2 separate regions of the Mus musculus genome follow, and region 2 is linked to region 1. Evidence: chromatin contacts called from ENCODE Hi-C or POLR2A ChIA-PET data. All regions are on one chromosome and are shown on one strand. The core of a region is the stretch at or near the end of the contact, and the rest is flanking DNA. Distances in the headings are between cores, read along the strand shown. Region 1 holds the start of Ap3m2 (adaptor-related protein complex 3, mu 2 subunit). Region 2 holds the start of Plat (plasminogen activator, tissue).

The links. Hi-C counts contacts between places; a loop is a spot of excess contacts on that map. ChIA-PET counts read pairs that join two places held with the same protein, here RNA polymerase II (POLR2A).
Region 2: a map of heart shows a loop between it and region 1 (3-fold over the local background). The contact joins the promoter of Plat here to the promoter of Ap3m2 in region 1. A Hi-C loop is called at or near these places in 1 of 37 maps with a recorded cell type or tissue (heart). POLR2A ChIA-PET finds 5 or more read pairs at or near these places in 1 of 5 experiments (Patski).

The regions. Positions count from the first base shown.
Region 1 is chr8:22,803,707-22,808,963 of GRCm38, forward strand. Ap3m2 (adaptor-related protein complex 3, mu 2 subunit) reads right to left here and starts at 1,948. Exons shown (of 9, transcript NM_029505.3): 1 at 1,870-1,948; 2 at 54-396. The coding sequence starts at 326.
Region 2 is chr8:22,754,569-22,759,825 of GRCm38, forward strand. Plat (plasminogen activator, tissue) reads left to right here and starts at 3,154. Exons shown (of 14, transcript NM_008872.3): 1 at 3,154-3,260.

The DNA.
Region 1 (5,257 bases), core at 698-3,197:
TTTGGTTCTTTTATGGCTTATATACATTTCTATACACTCTCACATTTACAAACCTGAAATGTATCCACTACTCGGTGAAGGAATTCAATGACAAACAGAGGCGGGACCTCTGTCTGGATTACAGCCACAAAGAAGATCTTGTGCCGGTAAACACTCAGGAGGTAGTGGTGAGGGGTGGGGATGACCGGAGGCACATTTTCTGCCTCGGTAGCTCTCTCTTGGGCCTCGAAGAAGTAATCACACACAGAGCGGCTGACCACACTTTTCCAGTGTTTCTCCAGGAAAATATCTCCGGAAGAGTTAATCAAGAAAAGGCTGTGAATCATGGTGGAGAGGCTGGTGGGAGAGGAACGCTGGTTCAGTCTGCGAGCCTCTGGATTCAGCTAGTTTTCAACCCTACAAACAAAAGAGACTGGACTCATTTTCACTGAATTAAAACAACCTTATTTTCCAGAGGTTCGAGGATCAGGCCCAAGTCCTCTTCCCATTGGTGCATTCAACTTTTTGATACTGCCAACACGACACTGTCATCCACAAAAACACCCTCAGGAAGCATACAAGTCACAAAACGAGATGGGAAAGCAAATGTCCCCATGACTTAAGGAAGTTTACCGTTTTGTGTTGGGCAACGTTCCTAGCTGTCCTGGGCCACATGTGGCCTGCAGGCCACCGGCCAGACATACCTGCTACTATTACATGAGCCCTAAGGATTCTTCCCTTGAATTCCCAATAATAACTAGCAGCCAATTTGTTTGTCTGTTGTAGATTTTCAGTTCTCTGTTATTATTGCCCGAGTTAGATCCACTTAAAACACTAGTTTCAGGCTTGTGAGATGGCTCAGCAGGTGAGGCTTGCTAACGATCCAAACAATGGGATTCAATTTCATTGGGACTCATAACATGAGAGAAGAGAAGTGACAACCTGTTGTTCACATGGGTGCACATAAATATACTTAATTTTCTTTTAAATCCGACTTTGCCAGGCACTTGGGAGCTAAGACAGGAGGATCACAAGTTTGAGACTAGCCTGGGTTACATAACATGATCCTGTCTCAAAAAAACAAACAAAACAAAACAAAACAAAAAAAATCTAGATGAAATAAACAAAGATGTTAGGCACTATTTAAATGGGTAGTGGGCATTTGAAAAGAGGCCGATAGTACTGACATATACTGTAAGATTAGAGACTGGACAGCTTCGGTTGGGAAAAAAGACTCAATTTTAAATATCTTACCACTTATTTAATACTGGTAATATGTTTGGGTCAAATGAAATATATTAAAATTTAACTTATCGTTAGCTTACCACGATTCCTATTCGAAACAGCATATGTGATGTGCTTTCTACTTCTCCTGAGCAGAGCCAGCCCCTGGAATCTTTGCCACTGTGATCTTTACTCATTCACTAAGGACCTATTCTCTGAATTATTTGTGCACAAAGCATTCCGCTGGATGCTTAAAAAAAAAATCTCTGGAGACACCCTAGTTTGTCTACAGTGACATCTCCAGGATGAGGCAGCTTTGCTGCACCCAGGGGTGGCCTAGAAGCGAACTGACTTGAGCTAGCACAACTGGTCACATTGCTAAGACCTGTTTTCCTAGTGCCCCAGGAGAGAGTCCAGATCGTCGGCTGCCAAGACAGCCATCGAGAGGTTGCAGCCCAGCAGCCTGCAAGCCTAGGGTATTGGAGGCCCTATGGGCCTTGGGGCTCCAGCCTGAAAACTGTCCAGAAGCAGGGACCCTGGTCCCAGAACTGTGCACCTGCGTTGCCATGGCAACGGCATTTGTAGCCCGGGACTCTTCCCGTACCTCTCTCCCAGGCGACGCCCAACGCAGCCCTTCCCATCCGCGCGCGCCCAGCCCAACCCTACCAGCTTCGACCAGGTCTCAGGCTCCGTTCCGGCTCCGCAGCGCAGTCGCGCTGCGCAGTGCTCCTTGCACGAAGGCTCCGCCCCCTCCTCACCGCTCTCACGTTGATTGGCCAGCCGCTCCCCGGCTGCCGCTCCTGCGCTCTGATTGATCGCCGTTCGCTTGCTAGGCTCTAGCATCCGATTGGTCTTTATTGAAGGTCCGGTAACCTTCAATTGGTGTAGCTCTGAGACTCCAAGCCCCGATTGGAGGATGAAGACAGTCGGTCATCCAGTCACAAAGGGCCTCCGGGGAGCTAGAAAGTGACCGGAAAGGTAAAATGATTCCCGGGATGCTTCTAATTTAATGCATCACAGATAACCAATCATAACTAACCTCCATTACACAGGTGCACTTAAAAAGCGACTGCTTGCCGGGCCTGTGGCGCAGGTCTTTAATCCCAGCACTCAGGAGACAAGCAGAAGTATCTCAGTGAGTTCGAGGCCAACCTTGTTGTCTACACAGGGAGTTCCAAGCCAGCGGGAAAGAACCGGGAAGAATAGAGGAAAGGAGGGGAGGGGAGAAGACAAGAGAGGAAAGGAAGGGAGAAAAGTAGAGACGTAGTGGGGAGGGGGGAGCAAGGCAGAGAAAGAGTGACAGACAGACAGATAAGACTGACTTCTCCTTCCAGACTCTCAGTTCCCAGATCCGATAATGAAGGTGTTGGGGCAGGTCTTTGAAACCACCTTAAATTTAAAGAGATCACAGGTTACTGTGACTCGGGAAAGTGTGAAGCAGAGATCCGATGGAAATTTTATCTTCAGTTAGATTAAAATGAGGCATTCGGTAAGATGAAGTGTGAAGGGGGTTGCAAAAACTGCTGGGCACACTGTAAGATGAAATGACAAACTGCGGTGATGACGGTCGTGCCAATCTAGATGAGTCTCCGAAAGGTCTCTGGCAGTACCTAAAAACAAGAGGCCCTACCTCAAATCAGATGGAAGGTGAGGAGTGATATTCTGACTCCTACAAGTGTTTCCATGCACAAATGCAAACGCGTACCTCATACATGCAAAAACGGGTGTGTGTGTGTGTGTGTGTTTATTTTCCCTTTCGTTTTGTTACTTGAGACAGTTTCGCTGAACAATTCTGGCTGGCCGGGAAGTCTCCAGATCGGGACAGCTTTGAACTGTTTCCCTCTGCCTCCCGCCTCCGGAGTGCTGGGATTAAAGGCTTGTGCTGCCCACCTGGTCGCTACTCACCCGGGGCCGGGCGCGCGCGGGGGAGGGGTGTGAGAAGAAATTTTAAAAATAATTTCAAAGCTTAAAAAAAAAAAAAAGAACGATTTGTGACATTGCCTCATACGTCCCGTTTGAAATTACAGAAGAAATAGTCATCAAATGAGAAGATTTCCGGAGGAAGAAAAGAGATTGGTCCAAAAAAAAAGAAGTTTTCAAATAACATACTTAGTTTCTAAGTAGTTATTTAGATAAAGATTACTCTCAGAAGCAAACCAAACCTCTGCTTTGCAAACATTTGTCTACTGTGTGCCAGACCCAGCTGCTTCCTGTTCATCAAATGTGGGTTTTTTTGTAGCTAGAAGTGAAGACCAGAAAAACTTCCTCTGTCAAGTCACCTCCTGGGTTTCCTTTTCTCTGCGTGGCTTACTTAGCATTGCCTGAGTGTTACAGGTGGCCTTTTTATCATTTGAGAATGAGTTTTCAAGTTTTGTTAAAAGTTGACTCAGTGAGATGTGACGCAGCTGCCCCAGAATTCCCTTCAGCATCTGCCTTTATTAAGTACAATGTAAGGAAGACCGTGACCACTCCCTCCCACAGACCAGACGCGGAAATGTGACTTTGTATAACTCGTCCTATGCTCCTCAGCACACAGACACCAGCCTATTTTTCTCTGCACACTGTTCCGCCTTCTCTCTCTTGATCTATTCTCTTAGGCTGTACTCCCCCCCACGCCCAGTTCCCCAGACAGATCTTGTAAGCTCCATCTGTCCTCATTCTAGGATTCCTCAGACAGCTTATAGGCGTGTGGACCTATAAGAACCTCCCAACTCCCAAATTCACGTGGCAGCCAAAGATTTTTTTTTTCTGGCGCTATAGATTTTTTTTTATTTTTTAAAAAGTTCCTTCATAGAATAGACAAAGTAAATATTGAGAATTTCATCAAAAATACAAGTTCTTTGAAAGTGCATAATCATTGAAAATAACCATCTGAAACACAAAACAAATCATCTTGATTGTTTACATAACCATTCTGTCTTTTCAGCCAAGAAAGCTCTAGCTGTTCAAATGTGAACGCCACTAGAAAAGCGACAATAGGGAGTCCCACGGAGCTTTTGCGCAGCGGCGGACTGGGCAGTGCGCTCTTGGCCACGGAAGGTGGCGCTGCTGAGCCTGCGGGGACAGGCTCTCTGGACCCAACCATCCTGGCTAAAAAAGAAACTTGCGGCTTCCACAGTGAATTCCCGGGGGTGACTCCTTTCTAGTCCACCGCAAAGGCGGGAAATAAAGCCGGCCCCCGCGGACAAAGCGGCGCCTCCACCCACGCAGCTGCGGGGAGTCGGGAGGGTAGGGGAGGAGGCGGAGGATGGTTGCCATGGCGACGAGCCAGCATCTGAAGCCGCTGAATGGACTCTTTGTTTTGAAGCCAGCTGACGGGTGGTGCGGTTTCTAAGGTGCAGGGGGAGGCGGGTCTCGCCGGAGTCACTCGGGTTGCGCTGCGGGGACCATCGGCTCCCACGCAGGCCTGCCCTGGGATGGCGCCGGACACCTGCTTCCTGTCCACATCGACTCCGCTAAGGACTGGGCGAGCAGGCTCAGGGAAGCCAAACAGAATCAGTTTGCCGGAAGAAAAACAGAAAGGGAGCTCCTTACAGAGACTAGAAGTGGCCAGCGCTGGCCTCTCCCTTGTGAAAGTTGGTCCCTGGGGCGAGCTGAAGGGGTAGAGATTTCCCTGAGTACTCAATAATCAGTATGTATGGTATGGGGTAGCGAGTGTGAGCGCTGGCGTGTGTATTTGCATTTCAGGAAGTGGTTGCTTAGGCAGCTGTGAGACTAGCGGTTGGGAAATGGAAACTCTCAGAGCAGCCTGTAGTTTTCAGTTTTGCCGTGTGTACTAAGCGCTATGTGTAAAGCAAAAGCAAAAGTTTAAACAAGTTTAAACAAGGAACGTCCGTGTGTTGGAATACCCTCTGTCTACCTAATGGGCTTTGGAACACTGGAGAGCACCCGAAACTTTATTTAATACTTGAATTTTAAAAAATATGCAGGCATAAACTGATACCACTAGCCTGCAGACAGGTCATCAGGCAAACGGAACAGCAAAACCTGCCGTCCTTCTCATCTTGTAGGATGCGGAAGGAGATCGTCATTATTGAAGAAGCTCATTGCATAA
Region 2 (5,257 bases), core at 1,904-4,403, 48 kb before region 1:
TCCAGCCCTGAAACCCTTAAGTGGCTTATTAAATCTGAAACAGCAGGTCCTTCAGCAAAAAGCATTTTCCCTCCCGTGGCATTCTGGTTGAGTCATGTAACAAACCCTGTGAGTCTCTAGCATTCTCATCCGAAACACAAGAAAGCAAATCTAAACACAAGCAAACAGACAGAAAAGAGCAAACTTCCTGGTGTCCAACCTGGCCCTCTGCCTTGGGCCACATAGCTCTTGGGTGACTAGCCGCTGGATTGGAAGCTCAATGAGGTGGCAGTGGGCCCAAAGAAAGGAAATCCTAGTTTGAAGATTCAAAACAGATCAACCTAAGGAACTTGATTCCTACCACCAAGGAACTGACTGAAAATACAATCTGTTTGGAAAGAAGTTGAATAGATTCCGGAGCAAGACCATGGTAAGTCACTAAAAGCACATTTCTGTCATTGGAACCTGCCTGTATGGACAGCTGCTGCTTCCTCATGCTGGTGTAAGATTCATGAGCTGGGCATATCCAGATGTGCCTGCATCTGGTATGAAGTCACTTTCTTTTTCTCAGAGTGGTATGCAGGTACCATGAAAGAAACTGAAAAGAAAAATCCATCCGTTGCTACAGCAATCGAGCCCTAATGCTGTGTTTTAATCTTTATCTACTCATCCTTGTGGGGTTTATAGAATTTACATCACACTTAGGGGCAAGGTGATATTCCTAATTTTGGTATGTCTATATAACTGTGGTATCAATCATCCTCAGACCATACAATACTGTACTATGCTGATATGTCGAATGCCAATACTCCTCTATTTTTGAGCATCTAAATTATCTTCAGTGTCACATGATCAAAACAATGGTTTAGACCAGGCTTCTGGATGGTGCATTCTTGGAGTTCAAGGTCAGCCTGAGTTACATAGTTCCAAAACAAGCAAGCAAGCAAACAAACAAACAAACAGAACCCAAGGTTTTATAATCATGTGTGGAATTTTAAAACTTATTGTTATTAGGTTAAAATTTCAGAAGTCTGCTCCAGGAGAATTGCCTGATTTTTAACTTTTCATTTTCATCACTTCGAACGATTTGTTAGAATAGTGCAAATCCCTCTTGTACAGTCTGGTAAGCGATTCTTCATAGCTATCACCATCTCCAAGAGGACTTTGCTTTGTCCTATCCATTTTTTTCCTCAGGGAGTGCATGAGCCTGCAATTCACCCACCTGGTCCAGCTAGCCAGTGTAAGTCTCCAGTGCAGATGAAGGCCTGGACAGTATATGCTGCCTTTACTACTTCTAAGCGGATATGAGCGAACGTCTGTTAACTCTAGACTGAGAACAGACAAAGGAAACAATTCCATGGGTCTAGCCTGGAGAACTAAACAGTGAATTCAACTGGGGTAACTTCCAGAAGTATGAGATGAGGGGTGTCCTCTGGTCAAGTCCCTCACAAAGAAAAGTCCCTCACCACCTCAGCATTTGTTAATAGCCCATCCCTGTGTCCTCGGGGAGAAATGGGGCAGGGAGATGCAGGTCTATGAGCCTTGGGCCTTAATAGGGTCTAATTTCAGGGCAGGACCAGCCATGGCATGCATGAGGAGTCCCTACATCCCAGCAGTGTATTCCCAATAATGCCATCTGGATATTTACCTCATTTGTCCTTAAAAGCTGATCCCCTTTTAAAGGAGATGCTTTTAGTCTGTACACAGAGCACCTGCCTCCTGGTTAATAGCTGTGTTGTCAGCTTCTTGCCCACTTCTCTTTCCTTGGGCTATCCTGGGAATCACATCACTTCTTAATTAGTTTTCTCATCATGGTTTTTGTCCTGATACCTCGTCAGCTGTCCACTTCCATTGCCCCCAACAAAGGGATCATTAAGCCAACTCTCTGCCCCCACAGGTGACACACACTACAGAGAGGACCCCCATTGCAGAAGCTAGCCTTAGGAACTCTTTCTTCAGCACTTCATTTTCTTATCCATCTGCCCCCAAGTTATTGTACTTGGAGCCCTTTGGAGCAAAGGGCTCCTAGGCAAGTTTCCCAGGATGTGATATCATTAAGATTTATTTTCACTCCCCCCACCCCACCCCCCTGCAATCCTTTGACTAAAATCAAAGTTCCCATTGTTATGGTATCAGCTTCCCATTTGTATTTCTGGCTCTTCAGTCTTGCTTCCCACCCCCCCCCACCCCCACCCCCCGGAGTCTGACAGGGGAAACAGACTCACAGGTGGTAGAAACACAAAAGCTGGGGTTTCGGAGGATGTGTGTGTGTGTGTGTGTGTGTGTGTGTGTGTGTGTGTGTGTTTATGGAGGGGAGTGTGCATTTAGCAAAACTCAGGGCACCTGTGATTACTGAGAAACCCTCCTCTCAGCTCCACGCCAGCCGAGATTGACAGAGGCCACTCGCCCACCCCTCTGATGTGCAAGCAGCTGCAGATGAAGACTAAACTGGAATTTTGGGTGACCTGGTGCCCCGAGACTGCCGAGGCTTTGGTAGGTTGTGAAAGGGTCATCAGAATAGTAGTTTTCAGGAGCTTTTATTGTCTGCCTCCGGGGTGTGGGGCTTAGAAGAAGGATGGCTTAGGATAGAATTTCAGGGTGCTGAGGCTGAGAGACCTGCCCATTTCCCCACTTTTCTCAATTCTCTGAGAGATCTCTGCTGAGATGCCGCAGAGAAGCACCTCAGTCTAGGAGAGCAGGTCAGAGGTAGGGAGCGCACCAAAAGTCATGTGCGTTCTATCTCCAGTCACACCCAACCCAGCTTATCATCATCTGCCCGGCCAATTAATTGCCCACGTGTCCTGAGGGGTAGTTGCTTCAAATTCCAGAAGACCTCTCCCCCATCCCCAACTGGGCGGGGCTGTTTAGAACTATAAACTCATGGGTCAAGACAGGAGCTTAGAGCAGCAGATCCTTACAGTTCCTTTTAGGCCTTTGAGACCGGGGTTTTAAAACAGGATGAGTCTTAAGTCCCCTCCAACTCTGAAAATTCCTGTGATTCGATGACATCAGTACGGTGAATAATCAAACTGGCGGCAAGCCAAGACTGGCTGTGCTCCTCCGCGCGCACTTCCTCCCCCTCCTTAGAGACACCGGCTGCTCCATTGGCTCCTCAGTCCACCCACCAGCAGAGGAGAAACCCCGCCCACACCTCTGGCCCCACCCCTTCTTCATCCTTCAAATTGGCTGGAGCTGTTCAGGGAGACAGAGCCTGCAGGAACTCAAGAGCTCAGCGTCAAGGAGAGGCCCCTGCAAGAGTGGGAAAGAAGCAAGCACTCTCGGTAAGTTAATTTCTGCCGGTATCTAACAGCTGACTCTTCTTCTGTCCCTTTAAAGTCTTTGGGGGCAAACTGAGCCAGTGAAGGGATGCTTAATGGAAGCACAGACAGAGGACCAGCCAGCATCATCCAGGGTTCTTTGCAATGACCCTGGGTAAGCTGAGGTGAGAGGGAGAGAATGGGAGAGAGGTGTCTCTTGCAGAAGTTTTGCTTGCACAGGGGAGAAAGCAAACAGAATGACTCCGGTTCTTTCAACAGACAATGGGAGCAGCACTAACGGGCAGTAACTAGATTCAGCTGCCTTCCTGAGCTGAGAAGCCAGAGTTGTATGGCTACCTTCTGACCAAGGAACACACTAAAAAACAGGCTGGGCATCAAGGAGGGGGCATTTTGCCTGGGCAGCATGATTAACTAGGCTGGCAGAGAGAAGCTGAGATTTTTAGGAACCTCTCATTACTAGTGGGAGTCAGGATGCAAAACCTCTCGTCTCTCGGGAGTTCATCGCATCCTCTCTTCCGTTCTTCCAGTCAATCTCACCCTTGGACATCAAGCACAGATGTGTTTGCTTTTTCATGCTGCAGCTGGAAGAGTCTAAAGGCTCTCTGGATTCCTTCAGGACCTTTGTTTTCTTAACCTCACAGAAACAGCGGGAGGATGGATGGAGTGGGGGGAGGGAGAGATGGTGTGGGCGTGGGAGGAAAGTATGCAGCGCTCCAAGATAACTAAGGACGAAGCTTCAGTGCAAAGAAAAGCAGTAGCAATGCTTTAATTTGATGGCCAGCTTAGAATGATGCCGTGGTCTTCCGCAGCTGATAATGGGGCAGGGGCATATACAAAAAACGTGTGTCTGTTGTGGTGGTGGATATTTAACAATCCTGCGAGCGCGTCACAAATACAACTGGAGTACACTTACAGAAAAATACAGCTAGGGATTTTCACTGAGATCCAGACGTGGCCTGTCCAGAACAAATCTATGCAGGTCAGTGGAAGGTAGAGTGGGCACAGCCAGTGAGGGTTAAATAATATTCAGCCCCAGACCAGATACTGGAAACACTATAATGTAAACAGTCCCTCTGACCATCCTGTTCAATCCACCTAAAGTGTTTTTAGGAGAGCCAGCCTGTATCCTGGCAGGGGCAGTACTAGCTGCACCCCCCCACCCCGGACCAACTGGATTAGGACGGAGTTTCCAGGACACCCCCAGATTATTTGGAAAGTCTCCTGTGAGTTCTACAGCAGCTGGCCTGCTCTCTCCCAGACCCAGGATGCTTGATGCAGCCGGGAGGAGCAGAGGAACATCTATATTTCCGCTAAGGCTTTGGGGACTGAAGCTGCACACATCAAGACTGCTCACTGAGCAGGGTGCTCGGCCAAAGCCAGAGAGTGACTCAGAGTTGCCTGCCAGGCTCGTGGACTGGAAAGACTGGTGTGAGGGTTGTAAGGTGAAAACACATGTGCTCGTCCTCCATCTAATGGTGGAGGCTGCAAACACGGCTTATCAGCCACAGTTAATAGACTTAACGCCATTCACAGTGTAAAGTTCACACACATCCCGAGACACCAGGTCTCTGTGAGTGGGAGCCTTTGGTGGTCTGAGCTGAAACAGTGCAATCTGAGTTCTGGCAGCTGTGCATCTATTGTCTCAGAATAGCTTTTTTTGTTTCTTTTTTTTTTTTCTCTTGGGTGTCAGAAAATGCTGCAGGAAGCAACTAAATGCAGAAACCAAGAACTGAAGGCCAGCTTTGAGCTGGCCATGGGATAGGTCTCACTTCAAACCCAGTCGGGTGCTGACGACCCAGATTTCTAGAGGACGGAGCTGGAGTTGGGGCTGCAGCTTAGTTGGCAGAGTGTTCACGTGGAATGCAGAGAGTCTTTAGGCCTGATTCCCAGCACCAGGTAAACTTGGTGTTACAGTGAACACTTGTAATCCCTAGTGCTCAGGAGATGTGGGCAAGAAGATCAGAAGCTCAAGGCTAGCCTGGGATAAGTGAGATCCTGTT